Linked DNA regions of Homo sapiens: all the other regions are linked to region 1. Evidence: chromatin contacts called from ENCODE Hi-C or POLR2A ChIA-PET data. All regions are on one chromosome and are shown on one strand. The core of a region is the stretch at or near the end of the contact, and the rest is flanking DNA. Distances in the headings are between cores, read along the strand shown.

What was found. Hi-C counts contacts between places; a loop is a spot of excess contacts on that map. ChIA-PET counts read pairs that join two places held with the same protein, here RNA polymerase II (POLR2A). Pooled maps may share reads with other maps.
Region 2: a pooled map shows a loop between it and region 1 (2.2-fold over the local background). The contact joins the enhancer-like site here to the promoter of EXOC7 in region 1. A Hi-C loop is called at or near these places in 1 of 168 maps with a recorded cell type or tissue (Ramos) and 3 of 50 pooled maps. POLR2A ChIA-PET finds 5 or more read pairs at or near these places in 13 of 52 experiments (CD4-positive, alpha-beta memory T cell, CD8-positive, alpha-beta memory T cell, GM12878 and 10 more).
Region 3: a pooled map shows a loop between it and region 1 (2.3-fold over the local background). The contact joins the enhancer-like site here to the promoter of EXOC7 in region 1. A Hi-C loop is called at or near these places in 1 of 168 maps with a recorded cell type or tissue (endothelial cell of hepatic sinusoid) and 5 of 50 pooled maps. POLR2A ChIA-PET finds 5 or more read pairs at or near these places in 11 of 52 experiments (Caco-2, GM12878, OCI-LY7 and 8 more).

What each region holds. Positions count from the first base shown.
Region 1 is chr17:76,102,462-76,106,187 of GRCh38, forward strand. EXOC7 (exocyst complex component 7) reads right to left here and starts at 1,326. Exons shown (of 19, transcript NM_001013839.4): 1 at 1,172-1,326; 2 at 900-965. The coding sequence starts at 1,231.
Region 2 is chr17:75,995,655-75,999,024 of GRCh38, forward strand. The region is part of intron 3 of TEN1 (TEN1 subunit of CST complex); the gene reads left to right. The region is part of intron 3 of TEN1-CDK3 (TEN1-CDK3 readthrough (NMD candidate)); the gene reads left to right. It overlaps LOC124904061 (a long non-coding RNA gene), which reads right to left. Exons shown (of 2, transcript XR_007065911.1): 2 at 3,018-3,370. Among named protein-coding and RNA genes, the nearest start is that of CDK3, 3.5 kb to the right of the region's middle. RefSeq lists enhancers at 1,643-1,722, 1,893-1,942. Within about 2 kb of position 1,722, at least 21 of the 41 ENCODE cell types and tissues checked have a DNase peak (open chromatin) inside an H3K27ac peak, as active enhancers do; they include GM12878 and PC-9, where a contact is called at or near this core.
Region 3 is chr17:76,205,755-76,209,597 of GRCh38, forward strand. The region is part of intron 2 of RNF157 (ring finger protein 157); the gene reads right to left. Among named protein-coding and RNA genes, the nearest start is that of RNF157, 33 kb to the right of the region's middle. Within about 2 kb of position 2,242, at least 3 of the 41 ENCODE cell types and tissues checked have a DNase peak (open chromatin) inside an H3K27ac peak, as active enhancers do; they include OCI-LY7, where a contact is called at or near this core.

The DNA of each region.
Region 1 (3,726 bases), core at 76-2,575:
CAAGGCGTGGTGGTGTGTGCCTACAGTCCCAGCTGCTAGGAGGCCGAGGCAGGAGGACTGCCTGAGCCCAGGAGTTAGAGACTGCAGTGAGCTACAGTCATGCCACTGCACTCTAGCCTGCACAACACAGCCAGACTCTGCCTCTAAAAAAAAAAATTTAAAAATTAAAATTTTTAGAAAAGGACTAGGACTTTATTATTGTGTGACTAAATGCAAATACAAGTTTGTATTTACTCACTTTGTGCTTTTCCAGTCTCCCCTAGGAATAAAGAAGGAAACTCACTTATTGAGCACCTATTGTATACCAGGCACTGTGCAAGATGCAGTCGCATGCATTAGCGCATATGACCTTCACAGACACACTGGGAGGCTGGCACAGTCTCTGTTTTAGCAGATGAATTCGCTGACACCAGTTACCTATCAGGAGCCGCACATTTAAGCAGAAGGGCAAGGACTAGATCCCAGATCTGCCTGACTTTAGAGCTCTTTCTTTCCCTAAAGTCCTCTGGAGTGAAGGCTGAGTCTTCTCTGCCCTCAGGAATCTCAAAGTGCCAACCTCCTGGGCAGAGAGTCCACTGACAATGACATATGCCCAGTACCTAGCCCAACTGGTCAGACTCACTGAGTGTTTGCAGAAGGAGAGAAGGAAGAATGGCGAGCTTAGACAGAAAGCAGCAAGTCCAGGCCAGTGGGAAGTGCAGCCTCCTCAGTGAGGGTACGGAACATGGGGAGGGGGCTAGGCAGGAGAGATGCCAAACTGTTGCTAGATAAACCCACACACTGCCTCCGTCGCTGCCCATTCCAGAACTCCAGGCCGCAGGAACCGGAACCGCCAGGTCGCAAGGCTCTCCCCCAGGGTCCGGAGGCCTGCCCTCTCCCCCAGCTGCGGGGAGACTCACCATGTTCTTAGTGAGCTGGTCGCTCTTCTCCAGGCTGTCTCGGATGAAGGACAGAGTCTCCTCCTCCTGGGGGCAGGCAAGGGGAGGACATCACCAGAAACCAGAAGCTAAAGGAGACCACTGCGTCCCAACCCCACGGCCTAGCCCCCAACCCCATCTCCTCGCTGGGTGCGCTCCCTCCCACCCCTGCCTCCTCCATGAGTAGACAATCAGGCCCCGCTGTTGGCCCCTTTCCCTCACCTCCTCCCCAGCCTCCCCAGGCCCACGCCCACCTGCTTCAGCTTGTCCTCAATCTCCCGCCGTCGAGCGGATGCCTCCTGTGGGGGAATCATCGCTCTGAACCCCGCGGCTCCCACTCCCCAGTATCTTTCCTCCGCGGGCCCACCGGGCCCCCGTCCCCGTCACACCCACTTCCGCTCTTGGTCCCGCCCCGGGACGCCTGGGCGGAGCCATGTTGGGAATCGCAGGCTGAAGTGCGCCTGCGCGGAGCCCAAGAACGGACCGACGGCCATTTTGAGCGTGGCTGGGAAGAGAAGTGTATTCGGATGCTGCAAGGGACCTCGACGCGGGTTCCTTGCCTCAGCAGAGGTTTTCGATCGGCCTTATGTCCCGCGGCTGGCAGGACACTTAGAGCTCACTTGCTGTTTTCGTTGAAAGACCGACCCTTTTGATAAAGACTGCTGGGGAAGGCGACGAATTCCTTTCCCCAGGTCGCATTCTATGGGCAGGCACCAAGGCCAATTGCGTTTCCCACAAAGCCCCGCACGGAGCAGGTGACACAGTAGATGCCTAACGTGTGTCCATGTAATGAACCAGGGGCTTGTGTACTTGTTTCCGCCTTCCACCCTGCATTACGCAAAAACGTATCCTGTGGGCTGGCGGGGCTGCTCCGGAGCTCCAGGCCCAGACCCAGCGTCCAACTGCAGCTCCAGGGGACGGGGTGGGGGGCGCCCCTGGATCAACTTCCCTGCGGGGCTGGATGTTGTGGTTGCAGACCCAGCTCCTGCAAAACCTCGAGTTACTCCTTCCTCTAACCCGTCCCTGCCCACCCTGCCTCTGGCCCCCAGCCTTGAGAAAGGACAAGGCCGACCAGCTTGGTTCAGTCCTTCTGTGGCCTCAGTGTCCAGACACCCGGAAGATAGACAAGGAGGCATGTGCTGGTAGATGAGAAGGTTTGGGGCGGGCAGGGGGGACACCAAGCTTTTTTTTTCCTTTCTTTTCTTTTGAGAGAGAGTCTCACTCTGTCGCCCAGGCTGGAGTGCAAGTGGCACGATCTTGGCTCATTGCAGTCTCTGCCTCCCGGGTTCAAGTGATTCTCGTGCCTCAGCGTCCCGAGTAGCTGGGATTACAGGCGGCTGCCAACACGCCCGGCTAATTTTTTTGTATTATTAGTAGAGACAGGGTTTCGCCATGTTGCCCAGGCTAGTCTCGAACTCCTGACCTCAAGTGATCCACCCGCCTTGGCCTTCCAAAGTCCTGAGATTACAGGCGTGAGCCCCTGCTCCCGGCCTAAGGAGAGAAGGAGAGAAGGAAGAACCCAAGCTCTAGGGTTCCCAAGCGCTCACTCCACCCATAGTCACCCGAAGAGGAGGAGGAGGAGGAAGTGGGTGCACAGAGCCTGGAGAGGGATGGGCAGCCTTCCCTCAGGCAAGAGGACAATTTCAATCCTGTTGTAGGTGGGGGAGATAAAAGGCTGATTCCTGTGTCAGGAAATACCCAGGATGATTTCGCTGACATGGTCCTTGTGTAGTCCAAAGGGCTAAGTAGGAGAAAGTTTAAACTGTTAGATGTCACAGAATAGAGTAGCGGGGCTAGTTAGCCGCTGTAGAGAGGGTGTTTTGGGCTCAGGTGGACTACCTTTGAGGGCCTGGTCCAGCATTTAACCTGAGTCTCTCTCTCTCTCTCTTTTTTTTTTCTTGAGACGGAGTCTTGCTGTGTTGCCCAGGCTCGAGTGCAATGGCGTGATCTCGCCTCACTGCAACTTCTGCCTCCCGGGTTCAAGCGATTCTCCTGCCTCAGCCTCTCGAGTAGCTGGGATTACAGGCATGGGCCACCACCCTGGCTAATTTTGTATTTTTAGTAGAGATGGGGTTTCTCCATGTTGGTCAGGCTAGTCTTGAACTCCCAACCTCAGTTGATCCGCCCGCCTCGGCCTCCCAAAGTGCTGGGATTACAGGTGTGAGCCACCGTGCTTGGCCTGAGTCTCTAAACAGTTCCTGGCCCATAGTAGATGCTTAATAAAAATACTGATAATAAATATTTTGCTCCGGCCAGGTGTGGTGGCTCATGCCTGTAATCCCAGCACTTTGGGAGGCCGAGGCGGGTGGATCACGAGGTCAGGAGTTCGAGACCAGCCTGGCCAACATAGTGAAACCCCATCTCTACTAAAAATACAAAAATTAGCTGGGTGTGGTGGTGTGCACCTGTAGTCCCAGCTACTCGGGAGGCTGAGGCAGAATTGCTTGAACCCAGGAGGCAAAGGTTGCGGTGAGCCGAGATGGTGCCATTGCACTCCAGCCTGGGCAACAGAGCAAGACTCCATCTCAAGCAAAAAAAAAATTTTGTTTTTTTTTTGCTCCATAGGTCTTGGGAATCCTTTATGTGCGTGAGGAAGCTAATATTTTCAAATCTGTACAATGTCATTGCATTTTTGTCAATCAGCTGTGTGTGCTTTACTGCATTTCCTTCAGTGTCTGAGTCTAATGGGGTTAGATACCATTAGTACAATACCATGTACTGAGAGTCTTCTGTTTGCCTGTCTCTACTACAAACATTGCCCTTGCTAATGCTCCTCTAATCCTTATCATAAACCTGGGAGTCAGGCCCA
Region 2 (3,370 bases), core at 472-2,971, 110 kb before region 1:
CCCAGGCCTACTCCAGAGGCCCTCGGAGCATGCCCAGGCTGAAGGGCACTGGACCACAGCAAACAGCAAGCAGCTGCCCACAAGCCCTTGCCATGCATCCTCTGCCTTCTGCTTTTCTCTCACTGCACCCCTGCACTTTGCCCTCAGAAACCTTCCTTGTGTGGCTGGGCTCAGGAGCTCACTAATCTAGCATGTTCGGAGGCTGAGGTGGGAGGATCACTTGAACCCAGGAGTTTGAGACCAACCTGGGCAACGCAGAGAGACGCCATCTCTACAAAAATGAAAATATTAGTGGGGTGTGGTGGCTTGTGCTTGTAGTCCCAGCTACTTGGGAGGCTGAGGCAGGAGGATGGCTTGAGGCAGGAGTTCGATGCTGCAGTGAGCTATGATCATGCCACTGCACTCCAACCTGGGTGACAAAATGAGACCCTGTTTCTAAAGAAAAAGAAAAGAGGCTGGGCACAGTGGCTCATGCCTGTAATCTCAGAACTTTTGGGAGGCTGAGGCTGGTGGATTACTTGAGTCCAGGAGTTCAAGACCAGCCTGGACGGCCGGGTGTGGTGGCTCACGCCTGTAATCCCAGCACTTTGGGAGGCCGAGGTGGGTGGATCACTTGAGGTCAGGAGTTCGAGACCGGCCTGACCAACATGGTGAAACCCTGTCTCTACAAAAAATACGAAATTAGCTGAGCGTGGTGGCACATGCCTGTAATCCCAGCTATTCAGGAGGCCAAGGCAGGAGAATCGCTTGAAACTGGGAGGCGGAGGTTGCAGTGAGCTGAGATCACACCATTGCACTCCAGCCTGGGTGACAAGAGCAAAACTCCATCTCAAAAAAAAATAATAATAATAACCAGCCTGGGTAACATGGTGAAACCCCGTCTCTACAAAAAATGCAAAAATTAGCAGGGTGCGTTGTTGCACACATGCCTGTAGTCCCAGCTACTGGGGAGGCTGAGGTGGGAGGATCACTTGAGCCAGGGAGGCAGAGATTGCAGTGAGCTGAGACTGTACCACTGTACTGCAGCCTGGGTGACAGAGTGAGACCCTGTCAAAAAAAAAAAAAAAAAGAGAGAGAGAAAGAAAGAAAAAGAAAGAAAAGAAAAGAAAGAGAAAAGAGAAGAGAAAGGGAGGGAGGGAAACCTTCCTGTGTGTCCCCTGTGCACCTCCCTCTTCGAGCATCCTTACAGCTCTGGGACTTGCCCAAACCTTTCTCCCCAAACCACACACCCACAGAGTCTGGAGCAGGGCCGGAGTTTCCCCGGCTCCTCGGGTGTGTCAGCATCACACATCCCTCCCTGTCTCCCTGCTGCCAACCAGTTCCACCACTGTGCACCTCTGCCCCAATTCCACCTCCCACGCCTGCTGCTGCACCTTGGACTTGTTTTCCTGAAATTGCATGCCATCCACTCTCCCTTCTACTTCTGCTGCGTCCCTCTTGCCCTATCAGGACCTGTGGACTCAGGACTCCCGGGCTTTCTCCCCCATCTCTCTTCCCCGTTGGGCCTCACTACCATTTCAGCCACTTTCCTGGCAGCTTCACTCCTGCCCCAAGACCCCAGCCTCCACCCTCCTGGTTCTGCCAACTGTTGAGTGCAGAAAGATCACAGAACTCCAAGGATTTGGAGCTCAATGATTTCAGGGGCTCACTGGCATTCCCCTGCTCTGCCTAGAAATCCTTCCTGTGTCCTGGCCACACCCCCCTCCCCGGCGCCACCACAGCTAGTCCAGAAATTCCCCTGCCTCACAAGAACCCACTTCCTCTCCTCCCCTGTCCCTCCCGGCTTATTGCTTTATGAGCCAGCTAGAATCGAGGCCACAGGCAGCCGTTCTTCCTCCTACCATCAGACACTGAAACGGCCACCGACCATCAGACACTGAAACGGCCACCGTTAGCTCCTTCCTCTAGTCTAAGAGGAAGCGGGGTCCCTCCTACCTAAGGGGTTACCACAGTTCTTCCCTGTCCACATATAAGGTGTTCAAGCCTCCTCTATATGGAAATAATAGTCTCAATGACAAGAAGTCATCTTCTACACTAGAGTCTGACCTACCTGCCCATGACCTTCCCTCCCTTTGCAGACAAACCTCCTAAAAGAACATCTGTGCTCCGTATAACCCCTTCCTCTTCCCAGGCCTCACCCCACTGCATTCTGACTGCTTTTTATAACCCAGGCCCTTCTTCTTTGCTCCAGGTTCTTAATCTTTTTTTTTTTTTCCTGAGATGGAGTCTCGCTCTGTCACCCAGGCTGGGAGTGCAGTGGCACGATCTCTGCTTACTGCAACCTCTGCTTCCTGGGTTCAAGCGATTCTGCCTCAGCCTCCCTAGTAGCTGGGATTACAGGTGCCCGCCACCACACCCAGCTAATTTTTGTCTTTTTAGTAGAGACAGGGTTTCACCATGTTGGCCAGGCTGGTCTTCAGCTCCTGACCTCAGGTGATCCGCCTGCGTCAGCCTCCCAGAGTGCTGGGATTACAGATGTGAGCCACTGCGCCTGGCCTTTTTCCTTTTTTTTTCCTTTTTTTTTTTTTTTTGAGACAGAGTCTCATTCTGTTTCCCAGGCTGGAGTGCAGTGGCGCAATCTTGGCTCACTGCGACATCCACCTCCCCGGTTCAAGTGATTCTCGTGCCTCAGCCTCCCAAGTAGTCGGGCCTGGGTAACTTTTGTATTTTTAGTAGAGACAGGGTTTTCGCTTGTTGGCCAGGCTGGTCTTGAGCTCCTGGCCTCAAGTGATCTGCTTGTCTTGCCCTCCCAAAGTGTTGGGATTACAGTGTTGGGAGCCACCGCGCCACGCCCCGATTCCTCTCTGACCTGTGTCAGCACTGGGGCTAACAGAAGCTGAGACACACAGGCAACCTCATGTTTCAAATGAGTTCATTGCCTAAGGGTAGCCTGTATAGACAGCTAGGCAGGATGACACCCTGAATTCTGCCCTCAGGCTGTGCTATAAATGACCTAGACTAGAGGAAAGGGCAGGCAGAGCCTTTATCTCAAACAGCGTCAAAAGAAAACAATGTAATAGCCTAGAACATTGAATCTATTTATTTACTTATTTTGAGACAGAGTCTCACTCTGTTGCCCAGGCTGGAGTGCAGTGGCTTGATCTCGGCTCACTGCAACGTCTGCCTCCCAGGTTCAAGCGATTCTCCTGCCTCAGCCTCCCGAGTAGCTGGGTTTACAGGTGCCAGCTACCACACCTGGCTAATTTTTGTATTTTTAGTAGAGACGGGGTTTTGCCGTGTTGGCCAAGCTGGTCATGAACTCCTGACCTCAGGTGATCCACCCATCTCGGAAATCTATTTATTAAAGTGCTCAGAGAGCAGAAAGAGCATGAGTGCAAAAAATTTTTTTAACTTTTTTTTTTCTCTTGCA
Region 3 (3,843 bases), core at 992-3,491, 100 kb after region 1:
ATAAATAAAATAATAATGCCAGCTGTGCAGCTCTGATTGCAGGGAGCATGAGGAAGAAGAAACTGTGTCAATGCGGCCCAGCTACAGAACACACGAGAGGATACAGACTATTAGGAACTAGGTTAAAACTCAACTACTTTCCTTATAAAATGAGAGGAGCGGTTTGAACTCCTGCCTACAAAAGGCAGGCAGAGGTGGGGCACAGTGGCTCATAGCTATAATCCCAGCACTCTCAGAGGCCAAGACAGGAAGACTACTTGAGCAAAGGAGTTTGAGACCAGCCTGGGCTATGTAGTAAGACATTCTCTCTATAGAAATTTTTTTTAAAAAGCCAGGCATGGTGGGGCGTGCTTGTAGTCCCAGCTACTGGAGAATCTGAGGTGGGAGGATCACTTAAGCCTAGGAAGTCGAGGCTGCAGTGAGCTGTAGTTGTGCCACTGTACCTCAGCTTGGGCAACAGGGCAAGACCTTGTCTCAAAAGGAAAAAAAAGGCCAGGAAGGAGTCAAGGCATTACTTGACTAATTTCTAAGCCTCTAATAACTTAGAGTTGGGCAGTAATTATCCCAACAAAACAAGATCTAACTCAATAAAGGAGCAGAAAAGCAACACCAGCTCTTCTGCCACCTAGGAAGGGAAGGGATGGTCTTTATTTAACATTTTGTAACTGATTCACAGATACCTTAGTTCCTTTATATAAGGGACCAGAGCAGAAAGACCTTCAGAAGCCCAGTTTACTACTTAAGACAGTATTTAAAAACCAGTGAAGAGGCCGGCCAAGGTGGCTCATGCCACCTAGCACTTTGGGAGGCCGAGGTGGGTGGATTGCCTGAGGTCAGGAGTTCGAGACCAGCCTGGAACAACATAGTGAAACCCTGTCTCTACTAAAAATACAAAAAATTACCTGGGCATGGTGGTTCGCTCTTGTTGCCCAGGCTGGACTGCAATGGCGTGATCTTGGGATCTCGGCTCACTGCAATCGGCTCACTCCAGCCTGGGCAACAAGAGTGAACCTTTGTCTCAAAAAACAAACAAAGAAAACAGTGAAGAACCCTACCTAGAATGACAAGTAGCTGTAGAAATAACCAACTGGAAAGGTAGCAAGTATAGCTAACATTGCTGCATGCTGCTTTTTGTCCAGCAATTACAAGGAATCTTCCAAGCATTACATTATTCTAAAGTCAGAACTACCTCCATGCTACAAGCAGGTAATCTGAGCACCTGAGTGATACGTTTGCCAAGGTTACAAAGAGTTTAATGGTAAGATATAAATAAAACTTGAAATCTAGATTCCAACTTTCTTCCACCATCTTTCTGTATATACACACACTCTAGTTTCTTTAAATCTGACCCTTAAGACTTGATAATAAATTTGGCTTTGGGCCGGGCTTGGTGGCTCACACCTGCAATCCCAACACTTTGGAAGGCTGAGGCAGGAGGACTGCTTGAAGCTAGGAGATTGAGATCAGCCTGGGCAATAAAGCAAGAAAGACCCTGTCTCTACAAAAAAAATTTTAAAAATTAGCCCAGTGTAGTAGCATGCACCTTTATTCCCAGCTACTCAGGAGACTGAGGCAGGCAGATCATTTAAGCCCAAGAGTTTGAGGCTGCAGTGAGCAATGATCACGCCACTGCACTCCAGCCTGGGTGACAGGGCAAGTCCCTATCTCTAGGGGAAAAAAAAAAATTGGCTTTGATGGATTATCCTAAGTGGTAGATCTGTGGTGCGAAGTACAGCTCAGTCAAATGACAAACTTTTTAGTCTGCTCATTCAGAAATGACAGGGAATTGCACAAGCCAGGAAGTCTATGGCATTTATAGCTTAATATAACAATTCATTTTAACATATTTCACTGCCCATATTCACTCTCTCTGCAAAGAGGAGTCGTTCTTGCCGCATGCTGCTGGATGGCTTTAAAAGGTTGTTCTCTTTCTTGCTCCCCTGTAACCTAACACTCATGTGCTGACACCCAAGATCTTTTGCTAGAGAGTGGAAGTCAGCTGTTTAGAACTCAAGCTACATGTCAATCTTCAATCTCTGAGCCTTCCCCTAAACAAGCATGTTGTGCAGTAATGGCAAAACCCAGAGGTCAGCTCAGCAGATGGAATTACACATGGAATACGAACTCTGAAGAGGCGCTCCAAGAGAACATATCACTGCCACTCGTCTACTTTTATTTATTTATTTATTGAGACAGGTTCTTGCTCTGTTGCCCAGGCTGCAGTGATCATAGCTCACTGAAGCCTTGGCATCCTGGGCTCAAGTGATCCTCCCACCTCAGTCTCCTGAGTAGCTGGGACTAGAGGCATGCACCACCACGCCTGGCTAATTTTTATCATTTTATATTTTGTAGAGATGAGGGTCTCGCTATGTTGCCCAGGCTGGTTTTCAATTTCTAGGCTCAAGAGATCTATAGGCCTCGGCCTCCTGAGCAGCTGGGACTACAGGCATGAGCCACTGTGCTGGCCTCATTCCACTTTCAGATACCAATATTTCAGAAATTGCACTTGAAGATCTACACAATGGACTCACAAACAGGATGTGGGCAGAGTTTCTGAGTACACCTGGCCTAATTAGCAAAAATGGCAGCATGGTTCAGGCTCTGGAGCCAGACTGTTAGGTTCCAATCCTGATCCCTTACAGGCTGTGCAGTCTTTAAACTCTCTGTGCCACATGTTCTTCACCTGTTGAATGAGGACCTTTTTCATCATGATGTGAGGACAAAATGAGACAACACAGATGAAAAGCTTAGAACAATCAGCCCTGGCAAAAACTAGGTGTTCAAATGTTAGCCATCATTATTATTATCAAATAACCTGTGGGGAAAAGAAAAAGAGAAACATGTGGCATTTATTCTCTATACTACATTTTTATGCAGCTATATGAAGTTACTCTGATTTGCTTTCCTAATATAAAATTATGTCTTTTAAAAACATTTGCCAGCGCGGTGGCTCACACCTGTAATCCCAGCACTTTGGGAGGCCGAGATGGGCAGATCACCTGAGATCAGGAGTTCAAGACCAACCTGTCCAACATGGTGAAACCCCATCTCTACTAAAAAAACACAAAAATTAGCCAGGTGTGGTGGCAGGCACCTGTAATCCCAGCTAGTCAGGAGGCTGAGGCAGGAGAATCACTTGAGCCTAGGAGACTGTGGCTGCAGTAAGCCAAGATCGTGCCACTGCACTCCAGCTTGGGTGACAGAGTGAGACTCTGCCTCAAAAAAAAAAAAAAATTCATTTGCTATGTGTAACATTAAGCATACTTAATGATTACTACATAAAAGCAACAACAAAAACTCCAATGTTGATGTTCTTTTTTTTTTTAAGTGGCATTTATTGATTGATTGATTAAGATGGAGGTCTTGCTATATTGCTCAAACTGGACTCGAATTCTCCTGGGCTCAGGTGATCCTCCCATCTCAGCCTCAGCCTCCTGAGTAGCTGGGACCACAGGCACATGCCACTGTGCCCAGCTTGATCTTCTTTGGGAAAAAGCCTCAACTTTAAGGTTAAGGCTGCTACCTAGCATTTCAGAAAGAGCTCAGTCATTCATAGGTCGGCATAGGCAAACTTAGGAAAAGTCTGCCAGCCAGCATAAACTTCAAGTTGAACCTAAAGCAGCATTTACTTCAAGCTTGTCCAACCTGCGGCCCAGGGGTAGATGGCTTTTAATGTGGCCCAACAGAAACTCGTAAACTTTCTTAAAACATTGTAAGATTTTTTTGCGTTTTTTTTTTTCTTTTTTAGCTCATCAGCTATCGTTACTGCTAGTGTATTCCGTGTGTGGCCCAATGTGACAATTCTTCTTCTTCCAATGTGGCCCAGGGAACCCAAAAGATTGG